3 separate regions of the Mus musculus genome follow, and all the other regions are linked to region 1. Evidence: chromatin loops called from intact Hi-C (ENCODE). Cell type or tissue: heart. All regions are shown on one strand.

Region 1 (8,000 bases):
AATAATGTTTTTGTATAATACTGGGTCAATTTTTTTTTCAAATTAAAGAAAAATTTTATTTTCTACATGCTGAACATAGTACAAAAAAGTATTTTCGTCCCTTTTGGATTGACATCGAGTAGGAAAGACTGTTTGGAGCTCCTTAACTGGTCATTATGTTAATTAACGTCTCCCTCTTGGAAATCATTGTTCTTTTCTGTTGTTTTGTTTTGATTTAGACAGGGTTTCACTAGGTAGCTCAAGATGGCAGACTTCAAATTTGCAGTCCTCCTGCCTCCCACTCCCCGGGTGGCAGGTAGATTAGAGGTTCTCCTCCAGGCCTGGCTCCTCCGTAGTTTATGAAGCCAATTTGCTAGTGTCCTCACAAAGCAGGTCTGTTCTGTTAGATGAAGAAAATGAAGTGGCAGGAATTATAAAACTGTGCCATAAAATTAGATGTTGGAAGAGTAAAAGAAATAATTCTTTTCCAACGTGGTGCTACCACTGCAGGCCTGAAGCCAGTACCAGGGTGTGTCCATCGGTCTGTTCAGGCAGTTTCTTAATGTAAAATAGGGGCTAGATTAAACCTTAGAGGCGTTTTACATTCTGACCTATGGTTTTTGGTTTTCATACCTACGTTCTGTTAGTAAAACTATTCTTTACATGCTTTTTTTTTCAATAGTTATGTGAAAACATAACCCTTCTTATGAAGTTCCCTGCATTAAATGATGCGCACGTGTGTGTGTTATTGTAAGTTGGTAAGATCAAGGTTTCCATTTTGAAAAGCTGAAAACATTAGAATAAACATACATGAACTAACCCCTCCCCCAGGAAAGGCAATGATGTTTTGTTGTGTGTGCTTTATATTTTTGAAATAAAGTCTAGTATTTACAGTAAATACTAGTCCACTGTTTGCAGTTAACATTGTATATACAGATATACAGGATACCTCGTTCAGTTCTCATAACAGCCTCTTAGCATGGGACTGTTGCTTGTTCTCATTTTATGGATAAGGAAAGTAGTGCTCTGGTATGTTATCTGCCTCAGCCACATACTAGTGAGTTTAGATGGAGGTGCGATCTTGATCCTTTGGACGAGGAAATCTTTATTTTTCCATCCTAGACTGACTGCTAAGTGAAACATTGTGTAGTGTAGGGCACTGACTGCTAAGTGATGCACTGTGTCATGTAGGGTACTGAGTGCTAAGTGATACACTGTGTGATGTAGGGCACTGACTGCTAAGTGATGCACTGTGTCATGTAGGGTACTGAGTGCTAAGTGATACACTGTGTGATGTAGGGCACTGACTGCTAAGTGATGCACTGTGTCATGTAGGGTACTGAGTGCTAAGTTACACCCTGTGTGATGTAGGGCACTGACTGCTAAGTGATGCACTGGGTGATGTAGAGTACTGAGTGCTAAGTGATACACTGTGTCATGTAGGGTACTGACTGCTAAGTGATATACTGTGTCATGTAGGGTTGCTCTGTCTAGTCTAAGTATCTTGTTTTAGTTTTGAATGTATTTGAAGTACTTTATATTAATATGAAAAGCTTCATCTGAAATCTGAAGAATCTGTAAAGACCTGAAAGAGTCAAGAATGACCAGAGCAGAAGGCTGATTCCCCTTGGTGTATGGGAATTCTTCACTTGCCAACACTTCTTGGGTATACCAGCAGTTCAGTACAGTAGTGTTGGGATAGCAGCAGCAGTGGCATGACCTAGCAGGGATGGCCAGGCCTGAGATGAATTGGTACAAGTCAGCAGGAGGGACCAGGAAGGACATTCAGAAGAAGTTCTGGGCTGTGCCTCTCTCGGGAAGTGTGGAGATAAACAAGCATCGCACAGCGGGCTGTACCAGCAAGCCAAGCCCCACCTCTGTCATTGTCTGTTGAGTCCTATTTATACTCCCTGCAAACATCACATGTTCTCCATGGGTCTGGCCTCAGCACATGAGTCTGACTTAGCGAAACTTCACATGAGTCTTGTCTCAGCTGCCATCACTCTGCCAATTGGCCTGGGTCAGCAGAAGCAACAAGCCACAGAACACCACCAGAAGTCTCTTCGTGCGTTTCTCTCTATGGAGTCCCAACAAAAGGAGCTCAACTACGCAGTGTAAAGGCAGACCAATACATGCGTGTCGTTAGCAAAGACTCCTTTACCATGTGTCCTTTCATGCGCTTGCTTTAGCAGAGCATCTTCTCTCTCGTGTCTGCTTCAGTGAAAGGTTCCTTTACCTGTCTGCTTTAGGAAAACACTCCATCATGTGTTTGCCCCAGCAAAATGCCATCCAACATAACTGACTTTCCAAAGAACCCTTAAGTTTCCACTTCATATGTGTGTGTGGTGCTGGGGACGAAACCCAGGTCTCACACTTGTCTACACCCTAGTCATAGAAATTTAAAACGAGTATTTTGCTCTATTATTTGGTTTCAACTTAGAGGCATTTGGATGAGGGCGGAAGAGGTGACTCAGTGGTTAAGAACTCTGGCTGCTCTTCCAGAAGTCCTGAGTTTAATTCCCAGCAACCACATGGTGGATCCATAATGGGATCTAATGCTCTCTTCTGGCATGCAGGTGTACATGCAGATAGAGTATGCATAACTAATTTTTTTTTTTTCGAGACAGGGTTTCTCTGTGTAGCCCTGGCTGTCCTGGAACTCACTTTGTAGACCAGGCTGGCCTCGAACTCAGAAACCCGCCTGCCTCTGCCTCCCGAGTGGTGGGATTAAAGGCACACGCCACCACACCACCTGCTTAACTAGGTCTTTTTTAAAATTTTTATTTAATGTCTGTGTGCTCTGCTGCATATACATCCGCCTGCCTGAAGAGGGCGTCCGATCCCACTACAGATGGTTGTGAGCCACCATGTGGTTGCTGGGAATTGAACTCAGGATCTCTGGAAGAGCAGCCAGTGCTTTTAATCACGGAGCTATCTCACCAGCCCTAATTAAATCTTTTTTAACCCTAACAGAGGCTAAGGTTGGCAAATCTCTGTGAGTTCAAGGCCAGTCTAATTTACAGAGCTAGTTCTAGGATTGCCAGGACTACACAAAGAAACCCCGTGTACACCAAACAAAAAACAAAACAAAAAAGTATTGGGTTGTTAAGGCTCACTTTCTTGCAGCCTTTCAAATTAAACGCTTTTTGTATTTCAGTTACACTACCCAAGCTGTTCCCAGATTTTCTAACTTCATTGTGCCAGCCAGCTATGGACACACACACACCACACTCAGGGAGGGAGAGGGAAAGAGAGAGGAATAGAGAGGGACTTACACGAGGTCTTATAATACAGCCCAGGCCAGTCTTGGGCTTGTAATCCTGCTTCAATCTCCCTAGTTCTGGTATAATCGGTATGTACCACCACACCCAGGTTTTATTCAATTCTTTCTTTACGGTTGTTCTTAGTTTCACAGCTTGAAAAGGTATTTCACTAGGTAAGATAATTTTATTGTTACTTTATATGTGATTGGAATATTAGTCATAGTTATACTGAGACTACCATGATTTCTGTGCACATTTTGTTTTGCTTTGGTACCCTGTTAACAAAGTTTTAATAAAAACCCCCTGTTCCAGCAGTCCTAGCAGACTTGTCTGGCCACGCGTCTCAGTTTGCCAAAGAGACACGTAATGATGAATGACAGAGAAAAGGGTTTTATTAAGGTGGCCATGATGAGAAAAACAGATAAAGGGGTTTGCATATACCAAGTCTGTCTTCGAGGGGCTGAGATGAACTTTGACATTTTATAGAAAAGGGAAATGGGAGGGGCTTGTGGTGTGCATAGATGACAGAGCCTGTGGTCTGGTCAGGTGATCTGGTCAAGGCATGGGTCTGATCACTTATGCCAACAAAGGCCTTGTTTCGCAAGGGTTTCTGGAGACCTTGCTAGTGATGTCATTACTCCGAGGCAGACTGTTTATGGCGAGGTAGTTACCCCAGCGCCAGCTTTCAGCCTCCCCACCATACGTAGTTGCCCTCATGTGGGAGGTGATCTGTCCTGCCAGGCTTGCTCTTTGCTTGGGAGTAGTCTCGGTTCCACGTCATAAGGATGTTTACAGATCAGTCTTGCCATTCCTTGTGTTCAAGAGAACTACAGAAGAGAGTGAGTGACTTAGCAGGAAAATTGTTTTTTAAAAAAAAAAGTCAGAGAATGGTGCCCTTCGTCTTCCTAGCTCAGTCTTAGTTTCTAAGACTATTTTACAGAGCCAAAGTTATGAGTGGGAAAAGTTCGAATGTGTCTTACTTCTATTCACAAATATGCTTAGATGTATTTTTATTTTATTGGGGGAATCCTCTTATTTTTGGGTTAAAGAGCATGCTTGGCGCTCGTGGGGGTGGGGCGGCAGGTGGGGCTATGGCTATGCAGTTAAGAGCACTTGTTGCTATTCCAGAGGGTCCGGATTTGATTTCCATCATCCACATGGCAGATAGCAAACATCTGTAACTTCAGTTCCAGGGGATCAGATGCCATCTTCCGTCCCCTGCCCCAACTAGGCACGAACATGGTGCACAGACATGCACGCAGGCAAAAACATCCAGATACTAAACAAAACCCAACAAAACAAAACCCACGGACAAAAAAAAACCTCCCTAAACGCATGTATAACGTATCCAGAACTTGTAGTTTTAGCTGTTTGGTCTATAGAAATGCACCCCACAGCAGAAATATTGGTGAACTGGAAGGCAGTTACGCTCTTGGGCACCACTTGCTCCCTAGCTCCCTCTTCTGGCAGCAGCTGCCCTCTGCCGCCGGAACATTTTTTTTTTCCCGTGGCTCCAGCGCGCTGCGGAAGAATTTTGGCGGCGCACTCAGACTGCCGGTACTTCCGGTGAGGGTCGTCTCGTCGAGGCTGGTGGGTCTACGCGAGGAGACCTGCGGGGTCCTGAGGCTGTGGAGGGCTGGAGTGAGGCGGACAGGAGAAGAAGCCTGGAGCTGAGGACCGAGGTGCAAAGCCCGGGTTGGCCTCGGGGGGGACCTGGAGGGCGGAGGGGGTGGGGGCGTGTGCAGGGAGCGCGGCAGCTTCCGCCTGAGGAAAGTTCTCGCTGCAGGGCTGCCGTTTGCCGTGAGTCTGTGTGGCCCGAAGCGAGTTTGCAGCCCCGAGCTGTCCCTCTCTGAACACGGGGGACAGTAAATCACCCTTGACCTCGGGCCAGGCAGGGTAAGGCGAGGCAGAGCCTCCGCAGTGGCCATGCGCGCTGCGGCTCGCGGGTGCACGCGAGGAGCTCACCGTGAGCATCTCCCGGGGCGGCTGGGTGTGATGACGGAAAGTCTAAGAAACGGGTGATCTGGCTGCGGCGTGGGGACTTCTAACTTCTCCCCGGTTGGATTCTCCATCATAAAGAGGCCCCGTATACCCAGCCAAAAAGTGTGCGGCGTTTACTCGTTGCTTCTCATTTTCTCTGAATTTAAGAGAGTAATAGAAGAGTAAAATATAAAGCAAATGTTGATGCGGTGGAGCAACATTTAAAAAGCTTAAAAGTAATATTATGCGAACTGTGTGTGCACACGCACACACGTGTGCTGGGATCACAGGTGTATTCCACTCTGCTCATCCTGAACAGAAATTTTATTTATTTTTAATTAATTAATTAATTAATTTGGAGATGGTTTCTCTGTGTAGTGTTGGCAGTCCTGGAACTCACTTTGTAGACTAGGGTGGCCTTGAACTTTAGAGATCTGCCTGCTTCTGCCTTCCGAGTGCTGGGACTAAAGGTGTGCTCCACCACAGCCAGGCTCATAGTTTTGTTATTTTTTAAAATTATTATTTTTTTTTTATTTACAGTTCCAATGTTATCCCCTTTCCTGGTTTCCCCTCCGAAAACCCCCTATTTCCTACCCCTTCCCCTGTTCACCAACCCACCCACTCCTGCTTCCTGGCCCTGACATTCCCCTATACTGGGGCTTAGAGTCTTCACACGACCAAGGGCCTCTCCTCCCATTGATGACAAACTAGGCCATCCTATGCAGCTAGAGCCATGAGTCCCACCATGTGTACTCTTTGGTTGGTGGTTTAGTCCCTGGGAGCTCTGGGGGTACTGGTTAGTTCATATTGTTGTTCCTCCTAGGGGGCTTGCACACCCCTTCAGCTCCTTGGGTACTTTCTCTAGCTCCTTCATTGAGGACCCTGTGCTCTGTCCAATGGATGGCTGTGAGCATCCACTTCTGTATTTGGCAGGCACTGGCAGAGCCTCTCAGGAGGCAGCTATATCAGGCTCCTGTCAGCAAGCTCTTGTTGGCATCTGCAATAGTATCTTGGTTTGGTGACTGTATATGGGATGGATCCCCAGGTGGGGCAGTTTCTGGATGGTCATTCCTTCAGTCTCTGCTCCGAACTTTGTCTCTTTAACTCCTCCCATGGGTATTTTGTTCCCTCTTCTAAGGGCTCATCCTTTTAATTTTTTTACTTTTTTGGTTTTCGAGACAGAGTTTCTCTGTGTAACAGAGCCCTGGTTGTCCTAGACTCTGTTAGTAGACCAGACTGGGCTCGAGATCCACCTGCCTCTGCCCTCCTGTTTCTGAGTAAAAAAGCCAGTCCTGCTTCTACAGATACCTGTCTTTTATCTTTTATTTCCGAGTCACCTCCCATCAGTTCCACCATGTCCAGGCAGAACTTTACTTTTATGTTCACAGTGGTGTTTGAGGGGCTTGAGTCTCATTGTGTAGCCCAGTCTGGGCTTGAAGAGGGAAGGGTGCATCAGCATGAGAGGCTCAGGGAATAACGTTCTGGCTTTAGTTCCCTGTCTGCGGTTTCAGATAGGAACTGTCTGGGCTGACAGCTATTCTTGCACATGGAGGATAGGATGCTGAGTAAGCATTTGCCAGTCTGAGGTATTTTTACCTTTTAAAGACAAACGATCAAGTTTTCTGAGGCAAATGATGACTCCGTGGGAAATATACAGAATTTAATTAATAACGTTATATTGTAGCAGGTTTCATAAAAAGCCCCTTAGGACTAGTCTCTAATCTTCTGACTTTTTTTTTTTCTTTGAGAGAGGGTTACTTTGTGTGTAGCCTTGGCTGTCCCGGAACTTGCTCTGGAGCTCACTCTAGAGCTCGCTCTGTAGACCATGCTGGCTTGTGCCACCACTGCCCAACTGAGAATTTTGTATTTTCATAGAATAGTTACTGAATACACTGCAAGAATAAAATGACCTTGCATTCTGATATTTTAAACTTTGTCCCTAACTGTTAAGTAATTAGGTTAATTGGTGATCTATTTTTTTTTTTTTTTTACAGAGTTGAATAAGCATATATATCATTATAAGCACCATGGATGAAGAACCTGAGAGAACCAAGCGGTGGGAAGGAGGCTATGAGAGAACCTGGTAAGTTAGATGTAATTGGCCGTGCTGTAGATACTGTCTCTTTCTCTTTAACTTCAGTTTTATTAAAGTGTGTTTCATGTGTATTAAAATTCAATATATCTCAGTTGACAACCCAGTGAAATTCTTTTGAAAAATATTTACTGTTTTGTATAACTCTTGCCATAAACTACTTTTAGAACAGTAAATGAGGGCAGTAAGTGCCTTTATACTCATTCCGTCCCCACCACCTGTACACACTGTCATGACCTACAGATCACCTTTCCTGCCCATTTGATGTAAATTTCACAGCTCCTTCATGTTGAATGTGCTCCTTTGTAATTGCTGGAGAATATCTCTATACTCTTATGCTACATTTTGTGCATTCATTCAGCATTTGAGATGTTTTCATCAACTTCCAGTTTTTTGTTATTATGGATTGTGCTGCTGCGAACATACATATACAGATCTTTGTATGTTTTACTTTTTATTGGATTAGTATTTTTAGCTTATTTCAAACTAATAAATATTGCTTTCAGGGAAATTCTTAAAGAAGATGAAACTGGATCACTTAAAGCTACAATAGAAGATATTCTCTTCAAGGCAAAGAGGAAAAGGTATGAGCTGCTTTTGAGAAAGAGTTACAAAAGGAAAAGAGGTTCTCGAAGCCTTTCTGTCCCTCTGTGACCGTCCTTCATATTTCTTTTTAACTGTGTGCT
Region 2 (8,000 bases), 120 kb before region 1:
ATTCTTGGCATTGAACTCAGGTCCTCATTCTTGCAAAGCAAGCACATTATCAACTGGCTTGTCTGCCCAGCCCTACTTACATCTTACATATGCTTATTCAACATATGTATGTCCATTCTTCTGTTTTTTTTTTTTTTTAAAGATTTATTTATTATTATATGTAAGTACATTGTAGCTGTCTTCAGACACACCAGAAGAGGGAGTCAGATCTTGTTACGGATGGTTGTGAGCCACCATGTGGTTGCTGGGATTTGAACTCTGGACCTTTGGAAGAGCAGTCGGGTGCTCTTACCCACTGAACCATCTCACCAGCCCCATTCTTCTGTTATGTGTGTGTGTGTGTGTATACACTAATGATGTGTGTGTGTGTGTGTGTGTATACTAATGACACAGGGGGTACTCTGCTTATATCACCAGTAGATGCTGTTGTTACAAACATGAGAATTCAAAAATGCCTTTTTTAAAGATTTTTCCGGTTACTTTTTTATTTTTTATTCATTTAGTTAGTTAGTTAATTTTTTGAGGCAGGGTCCCTCTGTGTATCCCTGGCTGTCCTGAAACTCTGTACAGACCAGACTAGCCTAGAACTCAGAGATCTGCCTGCCTCTGCCTCCTGGGCTGTGGGAATTAAAGGTGTGCACCACCACACCCAGGTACAATTATATTTTTACTTTATTTAGAGTTCTGAGATGTGAGGGACAACTTTGTGGAGTTGGCGCTTTCCTACCACGTAGGTCCCAGGGTTCAAGCTCAGGACACCAGGCTTGGTAGGCAGGCACCTCTAATTACCTTGCCAGCCCACAGACTTTTCCTGAGAGCTCATTTTGATTGATTGATTAATTGAATTCTTTCATGCTTTCTTCCTTTTTTTTTTTTTTTGTCCTTTTGGATTTTGGATACAGGGTCTTTGAACTCACAGATTTTCCTGCATCTGCCTCTCAGGTGTGGGATTAAAGGTGGACAGGAATGCAGACGCCACCAGCTTTTTTTATTTTCCATTTTGATTTTTTTATACTCCCAAGTGGAATTTGTGGGTTATATGTGATTCTTATATTTTTTGGAGACTTGCCTTCCTAATTTAAAATAGTAGTTCTCTTAGCTGTGTAGTGGTCTCTCTTTGTTTACTTCCCTCTAAGGATTAATGATGGTCAGCATTAAGGATAATGATGGTGCTTGCTTATTGGCCATTTGTATATTTTATTTAGAAAAAAATTTCCTTTGTTTTGCAAAAATATGTGTGAACTTTAATGATATTAAATTAAATGAAATAGGGGCTGGAGAGATGGCTCAGCGGTTAAGAGCACTGAGTGCTCTTCTGGAGTTCCTGAGTTCAAATCCCAGCAACCACATGGTGGCTCACAACCATCTGTAATTAGATTGATGCCCTCTTCTGGTGTATCTGAGGACAGCTACATTGTACTTACATATACATTGTACTTACATATACATTGTACTTACATATAATAAGTAAATAAATCTTTAAAAAAAATTAAATGAAATAAGCCCAGATACAAAGAGAAAAATACTACATAATCTCTCTTGTATGAGGAAAAGGAAAGTCAAATTCATAGATAGTAAATTTTGGTTACCAGAGACCAGGTAAAGAAACTGAGGTGTTAGTCAGAGGACAAAACATTAGATGAAGGAGATAAGTCTCATACATCATGGTAGTTACTATTAATATGCATTTGAAAAATCCGAGTTATTTATTTATTTAGTGTATGTGGGTGTACATGCATGTGTGTGTGCCACAACATTCACATGAATATCAAAGGATACTACTAAGGTCAATTCTCTCCTATCTAGTGGATACTACTGAAGTCAATTCTCTCCTATCTAGTGGGTTTTGGAGATTGAACTCAGTTCATCACCTTTCCCCCACTGAGTCATCTTGGTGACCCAAGACTATATTTCAGGTGTTCTTACCAAAAAAATCATGTAGTATAATACATGTTAATAGTTGGTCTAGCTATTCTATAAGGTATACACACATGAAAATGTCATGTACACCATAAATATATAGTTTAAATTTGTCAACTAAAAATACAATTTATTTATTTATTTATTTTATTTTATTAATTTTTTTTTGGTTTTTTGAGATAGGGTTTCTCTGTGTAGCCCTGGCTGTCCTGGAACTCACTTTGTAGATCGGGCTGGCCTCGAACTCAGAAATCCGCCTGCCTCTGCCTCCTAAGTGCTGGAATTAAAGGCATGCACCACCACTGCCCAGCTAAAAATACATTTTTAAATGATGGCATTTAAAACTTTGTTAAGGGCTGGAGAGATGGCTCAGCGGTTAAAAGCACTGACTGCTCTTCTGAAGGTCTTGAGTCCAATTCCCAGCAACCACATGGTGGCTCACAACCATCTGTAATGAGATCTGATGTCCTCTTCTGGGGTTCTGAAGACAGCTACAGTGTACTTACATATAATAAGTAAATCTTAAAATCTTTTCAGCTCAGATTTCTTTTATCCAAGATGTTGGAAGACTTCCTTTGAAGCGAAGCTTTGGAAGGTAAGCTGATGACCTTGTCTACTGAGTATGATTAGCTTACAGTCAGTCAACACTTCAACACTGCTCACGAAGTATGAAACAGCTGGGCACAGATCTTTCTTTCTAACACTCAGAAGGTGTAGGTAGGTGGACTCTATGAGCTCAGGCCAGCCTGTCTTACAGGATAGACACAGCTATGTAGATAGACCCTGACTTAAGAAGTAATCAGTCAGTTAATTAAAAAATAAATTAAAAGGAACTAGGACTGAAGAGATGGTTCACTGGTTGAGTACTGACCAGAGAACCTGAGTTTGGTTCCTAGCACCCTTGCTTAGCAGTTATAACTGCCTTATAACTCAAGCTAGGCTGTCTAACTATAGACATAAAAAACAAAACAAAACCCTAAAGTACCCTTTTCTAGTTTAGAAGTAACAATAAAAAATAAAAATAATACAAAAAAGAATAGATTTGTTTTGAGACAAGGTCTCACTATGTAGTGGAGTCTAGACTCAAACTTCTCTTATCATAGCCTCCCAAGTGTATTATATTATAGGCCATACCACACAGCTGGACGAAGTTCATTGGTTTAGTTCCTTTTTGGAGACAGAGACCCTTTATGCAGTTTTGGCTGCTTAAACTCAGAGGTCCAGTGCCTGCCTTTGCCTCCTGAGTGTGGGATTAAAGGTGTGAGCACCATGCCCAGCTTTAGTTTCTATTTTAAAATTTCATATTTAGTTGGACAGTCAAGTCGACCCATTTGTGTTTCCTGAGATTTCTGTCTTATGCTCATTTTTTTTTCCTGATTTAAAAAATCTTTTTACTGGCTTAGGTGTAGATGAGTTGGAAAGTGTTTGTTTAGCATGCCCAAGGCTCTGGGTTCTATCCTCAGGACTACTAATATTATTTTTTTATTAGGTATTTTCTTCATTTACATTTCCAATGCTATCCCAAAAGCCCCCCCCATACCCTCTCCCCTTATGCTCATTTTTAATGTATACATATAAATATTAGTCTATAGGAACTCTGCTGAAGACAGTAACACTTTTGATAGCAGAAAGGACTTATTCACAGTTGGTCATTTGCCTTGTATTTTTTGTGTGTGAGTGGAAAGACCACTTAGTTCATAATTTCAAGGAGTTTTCTGTTTGGTTCCCACTGATGTCTTCGCTGTGACTCTGACAGGTTGAAAATGGAAGCCCTGACTGACCGAGAGCTGGGGCTGATAGACCCTGACAGTGGGGATGAGTCCCCGCACAGCGGAGGGCAGCCGGCTCAGGAAGCTCCCGGTGAACCCGCGCAGGCTGCTCAGAATGCCGACCCAGAGACCTGGTCCCTTCCGCTGAGTCAGAACAGCGGGAGCGATCTGCCTGCCAGCCAGCCTCAGCCCTTTTCCTCCAAAGTGGACATGGAAGAAGAGGAGGAGGAAGAGGAAGACATAATAATAGAGGACTATGACAGCGAGGAGACATAGAGAACAGCCTGCCAATCAGGTTGCTCCTTGAGAGATAAATTTTAGTCTATTCAGTGGTACTTGAACACGTCTCTGAAGGACAAGCAATTTGTTAATTGCTCAGTTCCTTATCGTATTCGTCACAGCAACTGACGACTGTCATCTTGAAGTAAAGCAGGTCTCAAGTACTCAGTGCTTAGTATTTATTTAGTCTTGTGAATGGTTTGAGGAGAAGTCACGGTGTGAAGTGTATGAATGTTGTACTAAATATCAAAATGTGAAGGAGTAATCCAGAATATACGGACTTTATGGGGTGTTGGAAATTTGATTTATAAAACAGTTTAGGATGCAATTATGAGTATAAATAAACCTTGTGCCTTACTTACAGTTTGCATCTAGCTTTTCGGATACCATTTTTGGTATGTTGTACAGTGGAATATTTTAGATACTTCTGGAAAGTATTTACATAATTTATATCAAAATTAAAAACGTTGGATTTCATCTTGTTCTTCTTATCCTTTAACATTACCTACCGCGCACTGTCTGCCTTGGGTCCAGGCAAGGCAAGTAGAGCAAATGTTCTAAAATGGGAAGGAGCTGGTAGCACCTATGCTATGCCTGCTTCCTGGCCTCAGCTAGGTGGCCAGGCGGGCGGGGCACTGCGGCTCGGCCACGCCCCGGGAGCTCGGTCCCAGTTTCGGTGCCCGCGGCAGAGCGTGCTGTTCCGGCGGCCGCGCAGGTGAGTGGGGCCGCGATGCGGCGACGGGACGCCGAGCCCGCGGGGTGGGCCTTTCGCCCTGGGCACACATCCCCGGAGCCGCCTCCCTCCCGCGGCCAGGCTGAAGCGGGAGCACGCGGGCGCGCCGGGCTCCGGGGGCGGCGTGGGCGGGTTTCGCTGCAGCGACAGGTGCGGCCGGCTGGACCGCCGCCGTCCTTCCGGGCGCCTGGTGGCGCCGCCCTCGCCACTTTCCCGGCTGGCCTGACCGAGACAACGGCCACCTTGGGGCGGAAGCCAGAGTGGATTTTCCAGAGAAGAAAGCGAAGGCGGGACACGCACCGGGTGGGTATAGTCGCGGTGCCGGGAGGCTAGATGGGGGACCCTGGCGGGATTGCTGGGTATCTGTCGGTCCGCTCGCGGCTGCAGCTCCGCTGCTCCCCCACCCCAAACCCCCAAGTATCTGTGGCGGTAGTCCACTTTCTGGAGGCAGCAAAACTTTAGAGGCAACTGAAGGGGCGATTGTGCGTGTGTGAAGGTGACCAGGCTCGATCCCCGTGACGCTCAGTGAACCATTTTTCTGGCCACAGCTGTGGCATTCCTAACTCCCTGGCTCCAAGCAAACAAAAGACCTGCGACCGAGCTAGGTGGAGCCCAGGGGGCTCAAGGACAACCTGTAAGGTTTTATCTGTATATTTAAGATGTGGTCAAATACCGCTGAAGATTCCTTGCTAGGTAGCACAGTTTGCTCTTCTACTAGTCTACACATTTTTGTGTTTTATTTAAATGATAAAGTGATGTAACTCAAACGAGCGGTTTTCCACAGGTGAAGATGAGTTGAATCCGTTACAGTGAGTCATACTTTTAGGAGTTAAATTAACCAGCGGGATGCCGCCGTGCAAACTATATACACCCTAAAGACCTCAAATCTCCTTCCGTTTATTTGTTGTGTTTTTGCTTCTACATTCTTAGGCATGTGTTAGATGTAAACGTTGTCTTTTTTAAAGAGCAAAGAGATAAAGACAAAAGGGCAAAGATAATTGCTGTTGTGCCGGCAGGTTTTATGTCAACTTGACACAAGTTACAGTCCTCTTAGAAGACCGAACCTCAGTTGAGAAAATTGCCCCCACTGAGTTGACCTGTGTGCGGGCAAACCTGTGGTCCATTTACTTGATTGGTGATTTACATCCGAGGGCCCAGGTCTCTATGAATGGTGCTGCCGCTGGTCCTGGATAATAAGAAAACAAACTTAGCAAGCCAAGAGGAGAAACCAGTAAGCAGCACTCCTCCATGGCCTCTGCATTAGCCCCTGCCTCCCGGTTCCTGCCCTGAGTTCTCTCAGTATCGCAGTGTGGCTTGAGTATTGTAAGTGAAAGTAAACCATTTCTCCCTAAGTTATGTGTTAATGGTGTTTTATCACAGCAGTAAAACCCTAAGACAGTTGTCATCTGGAAAGCTTCTGGTTTGCCTTGCACACCTTTCTGGGTGATCGTAGTTAATCCTCCAGACTTGGGGTGTCTAATTAGAGGACCCTGAAATTTCTTCCTGGACTCTTTCCTCTGTGTTCCATCTATTACAATGGTCCAACCTGTAGGGCATGACCCTCTCACAGGGATCCCCTGAGACCATTGGAAAACAGATATTTACATTATAGTTCGTAATGGTAGCAAAATTACAGTTATGAAGTAACAACAAAATAATTTTGTGGTGGTGGTGGGGGGGGTCACCACAACATGAGGAACTGTATTAAAGGATAGAAGCATTAAGAAGGCTGAAACCCACTGATCTGTTGGGTGGTTGTGTCTGGTCTGGTGACAGTCTCTTCTCTCTGGACAGGCTGCATCTCCACTTGGATTCCCTAAGGGACTGCTGAAACTCTTGTGAAATCTCCTATTCTCTGGGGATGGAGAAATGAATTTACCATAAAGCGATCAGATAGAAGTCTAGCATTTTTGTTTGTTTGTTTGTTTTATGTGGGTGTTTTGCCTGCATGTGTGTGCACCATATGTGTGCAGTGCTCATGGAAGCTGAAGAGCCTGTTAGATCATTTGGAACTAGAGTTACAGTTGGTTGCGAGCCTCCATAGGAGGCTGGGAATTGAACCCAGGTCCTCTGGAAGAGCAGCCATTGTCGCTAACCACTGAGTCATCTCTCCAGACCCTCTGGGCCTGCTTCTAAGTAATTCGGTAGAGGACTAGGACAGGGAAGGAATGGTGAACTCTGAAGAGGATTGGTCTTACAGGGGTCGTTACTGAAGCTGACCTGTGGGATGTGGAGGTTCTCGATGCTACCCTTCCCACTTTAGATTACGTTTAAATTCCTCAGTGACCACTTATTTTACATGTCCTGCATCTAGAATGTAAGGCCTTGCTGTCTCCATGGCTCTTCCCATGATCCTTTGGGGCATGTATCAACAGTCTCCTCATGTCAGCCTTCACCTTCTGGGTTGAACTCTGAATACCACATCCAAAGAGATCCTATTAAAACAAGTCAGATCCTGTCACTCCTCAACTCCCAATCCTCTTGATGGCTTCTTACATCCCTTTCATAGCCAGTGGATTTAAGATCTTAAGTGATTCATTTGGCGTTGGACCTACTGTGTGTCTCATTCTGTTGCTTCCTTGCTGAGCTCTCTGATTGGGTATTTCCTTAGCATGTTAGGCGGTGTAGCTGTTCCATTTGCCTAGAGCATCCAGAGGTCCCCTTGGTTTCTACCTTCACCTTTATTTCTATATTTGTTGCTTCCTCCACGAAGACTTCCCTCACCTTGCTGATGCTGTACCCCACTGCCTGCAGGGCCCTCCTTTCTCCTCTTAAAGACTTTGACCCTTGGGGCATTATGCATTTTGCTTCTCCATCACCTGCCACCCACAGTAGGATCTAAATTCCATAAAGGCAGGGAACTTAAGTACAACCTTGGTGTGTCTGATCCATGGAAGGGTCTCAGACAATCTCTGTTGACTAATGGGCCTCCATTTTACAAGTAAAATTATGCCTTAGGATTTCCAAATTCCTCAACACCTTAAAGTAAGAGCACGCATTTAAATTTGTCCTAATTTCAAGTATAGTACCATATGTCTACTTGACTATCCAATAAAAAGGCATAAACAAGTTAAAGGGTGAAAATCAGTGTGCTTCTAACCTAGTAGTATATTATCAGCAAGTGGGTTTTGTTTTTTTAATTAAATTTATTTATTTATTTACACTCCATATTTTATTCCCCACTCCCAATTTTATATGTTGTATATATATTTAGGTCATTGCTTTCATCAAGGAAGGCAATAGACTTAGTCAAAGTGTATTTTGAAAAAAATTTAAAAAAATTTTTTTTGGGGGGAAAC
Region 3 (8,000 bases), 370 kb after region 1:
GTTTTAGTTTTGTCTTTTTTTTTTTTTTTTTCAAAACTGTCTCTATGGAGGCCAGGCTGGTCCCAAACTCAGTAATCCTCTCCTCGCCGTATCTCCAGTGCTCACTTCTACTCTACTCACTTCTCAGAGAAAGCCTGAAGAGGTGCTATACTTAATTTTTACAAATTACTATCTAGGGGTGAAAAGAGAGGCCTGAGCTTGGGTCCCCAGCACCCACATAGCAACAAGGCAAGGCAGAACATATTCTTAGCCCTAGCACTGGGGAGATGGAGACAGGATCCCTGGGGCTCTGGCAGGCCAGGCTGGCTGAACCAGCAAGCTCCACGTTCACTGACACGATCTGCCCCAGAAAATAAGGTAGAGAGTGATTGAGGAAGATGCTCAGTGTAGACCTCTGGCTGCCACTGGCACTAGTTCCTTCCCACATACAGCACACATATGCACGCGCACACACACAAACATGCACGAATTATCTAAATACCATGCCCTCTAAGGGAAAATACTGCTACTTAGTACAAAACAAACAACAAAACACAACAAGCTAGTTAAGGTTCTTCTAGCCATAACCTAGCTTATAATACAATTCTTCTTAAGTTGACTTCTACTACTTACAACCAAAAGAGCCATACAAAGTGTTCACACTTTAACCCTGTACTATGCTCTGGGATAAACAAGGTGTGGTGGCTGGCACATTCCTGTAATCCCCCATCATTTATAGATGGAGGAACGAGGATGTGTGGAAGTCAGAAGCCAGCTTATAAGAGCAGCTCTTTCCTTCCTCTGTGTGGTCCTCATGCACACACTATAGTGTCATAAAAGTCTGTAAAAAGGAAAGTGTACCAGTTACATGCCAGCCAGCCATGGCAGTGCAGGGAGCCTCTTACTTCACTGTGCGTTTCCTCTTTCCAGACGCAGGCCCGGAAGCTCCTGGTTCACAGGAAAGCTATCCATTACTCAATGAAGAGTTAGGCTCCCCACACTCATTCCTGCCTACATATATATTTTTCTCAACAGAACATTTACCTTTCCTGGTCCTAATCCTGACCCTGGCATTGGGGGTGGTGGAGGAAGAAATGAGGTCCACGGAGCAGCTTTGGACTTGCTGTGTGCTTTACTTCTGAGCGATCTGGAGGAGTGTTCACTGTCGTCTGTGGAAACTTGACTTTCATTCTTTAAAAAGAAAAGGAAACATTGTATTATGCAAAGGCAGGGCACCGACAAGCATTCCTATGGCCCCGACCTTGCGTTCCAGCAAAAGGAGAACCAGAGAGAATGAGAATGTCATTCAACGCCTTCGTGCGTCAACGTGACAACTGATTCTAATGCTTTTTCCTTACTTAGTGTCCACTTTCAGGAATGGACATCTTTCGGGGCCTCACCTCCTGAGTGTTCTGTTCTGTACTATTAGCTACTTCACAGGTCGGGGAAAGTAGGTCAGATAAGTTTTGCTCCTCTCTGTTTCCATATCCAGTATAAACCACGACACAGGTTTCTCTCTTAAAGTCAATGGACGTAATAGTAGCTGGGTAAATGCAGCCGTCTTCTGACCAAACAGCAGAACACTTGTCACCAACTTTCCACTACAAAAGAAAAGAAAGTTATGGACACGCAACATTCCTTCTTCTGAAAAGAACAAACCATAACCCAGTTCTCCAAGTGTAATTCCAGTCCTCCCATTCACTTCATTATAAACACTGTTCTTAGTCACCTGCATCTCCTTTTCCCGGCCTGATGAATGGCTATAATGTATTCCACCACCGAAACGTGTCATTAAGAACAAAAGAGACCAAACGTGTATGACAAATCCAGTGTTCTTAGTCAAAGAAAAGCAAGTGTTCACCAAATGTAGACACCCTTTCCCTTTGGAAATAATGAATGGAAGGAGGCATCAAACTATTCACTTTACAAAAAAACTCAGAGAGAGAGAGAGAGAGAGAGAGAGAGAGAGAGAAAAGAAGAGAGGAGAGAATGAGACCTCTAGTCTATAGGGTTTTGTGCTGACTCAATGTGGGTCTGGTCAGGGACACACAGGCACACAGGCTGGGCCTGTAACCAGCCAGGTACTTTGCTGGTACACTATACCCCCAGGTCTTCTGCTTTCAATAGCAGACCCAGTTACCACAAGTTTTGAGTTACCCTAGTAATTTTTATAATTGTTGAACTTGTGTGTGTGTGTGGGGGGGGGGGGGGGGTTGAGTTGCATATCAGCTACACAGCACATACTCAGAATGCAGAGAGCTCTGGTTTTAATGCCCAGCCTGCACATGTGTGTGCGCACACGCCTGTGTGTGTATGTGTGCGTTTGCTAATTCATCCACAGCTCTGGGACACTCCAAACAGAAGCAGCATGCCGCCCCTCAGGCCGGGCAGGACCCTGGTTAAATCAATCTATCACCTGTTTCAAGGGAGTTGTGGCATTCTTCTTTTGGCTTTTATTCTTCTTGGCAGGTTTTCTTCTGGCTGTGCCTTTTGGCTTATCTGGAGTTTCACAAATGTCACCGTTCTTTAGAGCATGCTATGAAAACAGTAAATAAATAAATAAATAAATAAATAAGATCTATGTGTCATGGAGGGATATATTTTTAAAAAGTCACTACTTTCTAACATAACAGGTCCCACCACCTAAGAAAGCCTCAATGTGCTCAAGTTTATTTTTCTTCTCTCTCTTTCTTTACAAAATGTATGACCTGAGGAAATAAGGAAAAAAATGATTAACCATTTCATACCTTAAAGGAAGCCACAGCTTTATCATAAGCTTTTATCAATGCTGTATCATCCCAAATGTCAGAATCATCACTCTGAAGAGGGAGAAAAAATAAAAAATAAGTTATAGATAGATGTGCTTAATAAAAAACAGATAATAGGAAGTACTGGGGAAGTAGCTCAAAGTCCCTAGATCAACCCCCAGCAATGCCTACAGCCCAGACACTCAGAGTGTGTGTTACAGGCAGATACATTTCTAGAAAGTCACCACGCACGAACACAGAGATCCTAGCACCTAAGAAAGCCTCAATGTACTCAGTAGAAGCAGAGGACTGCCAAGGCAAAACTGGTCTGGGCTATAGTGGGTTCCCAGACAGCATAGACTACAACATAAAACTCTATCCCAACAAACAAACAAGCACACCAACAAACAAAAACAAAACCATGAACTACAAATTAAAATGGCTCATATCTATAATCTACAATCCCAATATCCCGGAGCTGGAGACAGTAGGGTTGCCAAGAGCTCCAGGCCAGTCTAGCATATTGAATTCCAGGCCAATTTAGGTTATGGAATGTGTCCCTGATTCAAATGGGGGCGGGAGGGGGGGCTGAGACGGGGCAATCTCCTTGAGTTTGATGCCAGCCTGGCTTACATGGAGAGTTCCAAGTCTCCTAAGGCTACCCTGTGAGACCTGTCTCAAAACAACAAAACAGCAACAAGAAAGAAGCTGCAATCAATAAGATTACCCCTGAGATTGTAAACATGACCCATCACCCTGGGCATGAAGAAGTTACCACGATGACAAATTAGCACAGGAACCTTGTGGTTTTAAGGAGAGAACCAGACCGCCAGGGCTCCCCTGAGGACAAAGGGCAAAGCTTTATTCAGAATAGGAATTGCTGGGCTGTCCCCCAAAGAAGGAAATGCAGCACTGCCCAAAGCTGCCCAGAATTCTCTTCTCCCACCCCAAGCCCCAAGCAGAAATCAGTTGCCATACCATAAGACGACCGAGGTCCTAATGTTTTAAACTTCGTTAGATGGAGTATGTTGTTTCCCAGGCTAGACTCAACTTCACATTCCTGCCTCAGGAGCTGGGACTGATCACATGCACAGTCCACCAACTTGGCTCTGATTTGCCCTCGTACTTACCAGTGTTTATCTTACTTCTACAGTCTCCCTGTAATTTAGGCTGGTCCGGAATTCACGCTGTAACCGAGGATCTTGAACTCCCGACCCTCCGGCCCCCATCTCCCAAGTGTTTGTGCATGTAATTATGCGTGCACCACCAACCCTGCCTCGGATCTGCTGTCGTATACATTTGAATGCAATGCAGTCAATAGCAACTTTCAACTACTCCGGGCAACTTTAGTTATCCCTCTCTCTCAAACTTTATCAACTGTTGTTTGCAACACTTGGTCTTTCCGGTTACAAAACTGGATCCAGAAAACCAGCATTTTAGTCTAAAGTCCCTGTGAACATCTTCATCCTGACCTAAATCTGGAGCTTTCCAATGGCTCCTATCTGGTTGCCTTGCTTCAGCCAGCCTGTCCCCGTTCCTGCACATCCCCTCACAGTCACACAGGACCAAAGCGTGGCTCACAGCCTCGCCGGCGCCCGAGCTGCACCAGGAGCCGCCTGCGGATGTGGCCCGAGCTCGCACCGCCTCGGTCTCGGGCAGCGCTCCGAGTGCTAGCGCCGAGCCGCGACCTCACCTGGCCGGTGCCACGCCGGAACAGCACCGTATCTTCCTGCTCGGAGCCCGCTCCGCCACTGCCCATCGCCATGGCCTGCTACCACGGACGCTGCCGGGCTCACTCAATGACGACTTCCGTCATGGGGCTTCTGGGACCGGAAGAGTACGGTGGCCCGGAGGCAGCCAGAGACCTCCTACACGCTTCCAACTCACTCCTCCCACATCTGTCTTTTCTCTTTCTCCCCTCCACCTGTCTTCTAGTTCTTTTTTTTTTTTTTAACCTTTCCCTCTGTTTTCTTCCAATTTATTTTCCTCCCTCCAGCCCTTTTCTTTTCATTTTTCAAGTCAGCCTCGCTATATAGCCTAGGCTGGCCTTTGCTACCTCAGCTTCCCGAGTTTGGGATGAACCTTCACAATAAGGGCATCCTGTGTTTGCTGGTTCTTGATGCACACACCAATTATTAGACGATGGGTTGGTATCGGGCCTTTTGCAGTGTTAGGTGTCTGTTTTGTAATGGGCCCAAGGTTGAGGTAAGGGGAGTCGACCATTTCCTTCATCTGGCATATCTGGTAAATTCCTGAGTCTGATTTTCCTGATAGAATTTCGATATCCCATGTGCCACCATAGTTTTGATTTATCCCAATAAATTTACAGATTGACTCAGGAATAAGCCACCTATCAGCCTGTAGAAAACAAACAAAAAACTAGATAAGTCCTGGCAGATGGTGCTATTTCTGGTGTACCCAGAGGTTTCAGTCACCTCCCTCAAGATGGAGTCAGAAGCTGCTTGTAGGGTGGAGTTTCCAGAGGCAAGCAGGTATGAGTTGGGGCCAGCCTGGTCTACATACGAAGTTCCAGGCCAGTCAGAGGTTTGCAGCGAGCCCCTGTCTCAAACTATGATGGACTCTCCCAGGGCAGGGCACAGCCTGGCAAAACCCACTGTTTTCTACAATTTAGGGGATCTTGGAATAGGGCATAGACAATAGGGCATCCCAAAAGCGCCCAGTGAGATTTGTGGGTTCTTGTGTTCCAGGATTTAACAAAATAAAATTGGACCAGGGGCACACTGATAGTGATGTGGGTGTAGATCGTTTGTTAAGAGAATGTTCCCAGCTGCGGACATGGACAGAGTATCTGGGAAACACATCCTACTGAGCTGGTAAAAGGCAGAGTGCCTTAGCTAAATTAGGGGATATTTACCCAACAGAACACTGAAACAATGTCTCAAAACCACAAAAACCTGCAATTTAAAAAAATGAGGAGGCGGTGACATCTTCGGCTCCAGAAAACCGGCCACCTTCCTGGCCAAAGCAACACAGCTTCTGGGAAAGATCCTGTTTTGGGCCTTCATCTTCAGCCAGGAGGAGGTCCAAACACCAGATAACTGTGCACCTTCCCTAAAAGAGGAGAGCTTGCCTGCAGAGACTGCTCTGACCACTGAAACTCAGAGGAGAGAGCTAGTCTCCCACGTCTGCTAGTAGAGGGTAACAAAATCAACAGAGGAACAATCTCTAAACAAAGACAACTATAACAACTAACTCCAGAGATAGCCAGATGGCGAAAGGTAAACGTAAGAATCCTACTAACAGGAACCAAGACCACTCACCATCATCAGAACCCAGCACTCCCACTTCGCCCAGTCCAGGGCATCCTAACACACCTGAAAAGGTAGACCTGGATTTAAAAGCATTTCACATGATGATGGTAGAGGACATAAAGAAGGAATTTAATAACTCACTTAAAGAAATACAGGAGAACACTGCTAAAGAGTTACAAGTCCTTAAAGAAAAACAGGAAAACACAACCAAACAGGTAGAAGTCCTTATAGAAAAACCGGAAAACACATCCAAACAGGTGATAGAAATGAACAAAACCATACTAGACCTAAAAAGGGAAGTAGACACAATAAAGAAAACCCAAAGTGAGGCAACGCTGAAGATAGAAACCCTAGGAAAGAAATCTGGAACCATAGATGCCAGCATCAGCAACAGAATACAAGAGATGGAAGAGAGAATCTCAGGTGCAGAAGATTCCATAGAGAACATCGGCACAACAATCAAAGAAAATGGAAAATGCAAAAAGATCTTAACTCAAAACATCCAGGAAATCCAGGACACAATGAGAAGACCAAACCTACGGATAATAGGAGTGGATGAGAATGAAGATTTTCAACTCAAAGGACCAGCAAACATCTTCAACAAAATTATTGAAGAAAACTTCCCAAATCTAAAGAAAGAGATGACCATGAACATACAAGAAGCCTACAGAACTCCAAATAGACTGGACCAGAAAAGAAATTCCTCCCGACACATAATAATCAGAACATCAAATGCACTAAATAAAGATAGAATACTAAAAGCAGTAAGGGAAAAAGGTCAAGTAACATATAAAGGCAACCCTATCAGAATTACACTAGATTTTTCACCAGAGACAATGAAAGCCAGAAGAGCCTGGACAGATGTTATACAGACACTAAGAGAACACAAATTCCAGCCCAGACTACTATACCCAGCCAAACTCTCAATTACCATAGATGGAGAAACCAAAGTATTCCACGACAAAACTAAATTCACCCATTATCTCTCCACGAATCCAGCCCTTCAAAGGATAATAACAGAAAAAAACCAATACAAGGACGGGAACCACGCCCTAGAAAAAACAAGAAGATAATCCCTCAACAAAACTAAAAGAAGACAGCCACAAGAACAGAACACCAACTTTAACAACAAAAATAACAGGAAGCAACAATTACTTTTCCTTAATATCTCTTAATATCAATGGTCTCAACTCCCCAATAAAAAGACATAGACTAACAGACTGGCTACACAAACAAGACCCAACATTCTGCTGCTTACAGGAAACCCATCTCAGGGAAAAAGACAGACACTACCTCAGAGTGAAAGGCTGGAAAACAATTTTCCAAGCAAATGGTCTGAAGAAACAAGCTGGAGTAGCCATTTTAATATCTGATAAAATCGACTTCCAACCCAAAGTTATCAAAAAGGACAAGGAGGGACACTTCATACTCATCAAAGATAAAATCCTCCAAGAGGAACTCTCAATTCTGAATATCTACGCTCCAAATGCAAGGGCAGCCACATTCATTAAAGACACTTTAGTAAAGCTCAAAGCACACGTTGCATCTGACACAATAAAGGTGGGAGACTTCAACACACCACTTTCATCAATGGACAGATCGTGGAAACAGAAACTAAACAGGGACACAGTGAAACTAACAGAAGTTATGAAACGAATGGACCTGACAGATATCTACAGAACATTTTATCCTAAAACAAAAGGATATACCTTCTTCTCAGCACTTCACGGGACCTTCTCCAAATTTGACCATATAATTGGTCACAAAACAGGCCTCAACAGATACAAAAATATTGAAATTGTCCCATGTATCCTATCAGACCACCATGGCCTAAGACTGATCTTCAATAACAACATAAATAATGGAAAGCCAACATTCACGTGGAAACTGAACAACACTCTTCTCAATGATACCTTGGTCAAGGAAGGAATAAAGAAAGAAATTAAAGACTTTTTAGAGTTTAATGAAAATGAAGCCACAACGTACCCAAAACCTATGGGAC

What was found. Peaks named below come from ENCODE experiments on the same cell type or tissue, not always from the same donor. Only the 100,000 strongest peaks of a DNase experiment are listed, where the experiment ranks them.
Region 2: it touches region 1 in a loop (8-fold over the local background); 12 of 42 quality-filtered maps call a loop at or near these places.
Region 3: it touches region 1 in a loop (2.3-fold over the local background); 8 of 42 quality-filtered maps call a loop at or near these places.

Annotation. Positions count from the first base shown.
Region 1 is chr13:100,489,381-100,497,380 of GRCm38, reverse strand. Gtf2h2 (general transcription factor II H, polypeptide 2) reads left to right here and starts at 4,772. Exons shown (of 16, transcript NM_022011.4): 1 at 4,772-4,924; 2 at 7,217-7,305; 3 at 7,821-7,898. The coding sequence starts at 7,250. It overlaps Ocln (occludin), which reads left to right. Exons shown (of 9, transcript NM_001360536.1): 9 at 1-877. In heart, CTCF peaks have their summits at 2,803 (motif pointing right) and 4,716 (motif pointing left); a DNase peak (open chromatin) is centred at 4,870; H3K4me3 peaks cover 1,735 bases; H3K27ac peaks cover 1,171 bases.
Region 2 is chr13:100,613,609-100,621,608 of GRCm38, reverse strand. It overlaps Marveld2 (MARVEL (membrane-associating) domain containing 2), which reads left to right and starts at 4,638. Exons shown (of 7, transcript NM_001038602.4): 1 at 4,638-4,683. Rad17 (RAD17 checkpoint clamp loader component) reads left to right here. Exons shown (of 17, transcript NM_001044371.2): 16 at 2,458-2,515; 17 at 3,677-4,445. The coding sequence ends at 3,965. In heart, a CTCF peak has its summit at 4,912; no DNase peak of the experiment used is centred here; H3K4me3 peaks cover 1,102 bases; H3K27ac peaks cover 834 bases; H3K27me3 peaks cover 776 bases.
Region 3 is chr13:100,121,385-100,129,384 of GRCm38, reverse strand. Smn1 (survival motor neuron 1) reads right to left here and starts at 4,530. Exons shown (of 9, transcript NM_011420.2): 1 at 4,420-4,530; 2 at 2,727-2,798; 3 at 2,396-2,515; 4 at 1,380-1,580; 5 at 1,024-1,170. The coding sequence starts at 4,491. In heart, no CTCF peak of the experiment used is centred here; a DNase peak (open chromatin) is centred at 4,534; H3K4me3 peaks cover 2,199 bases; H3K27ac peaks cover 1,202 bases.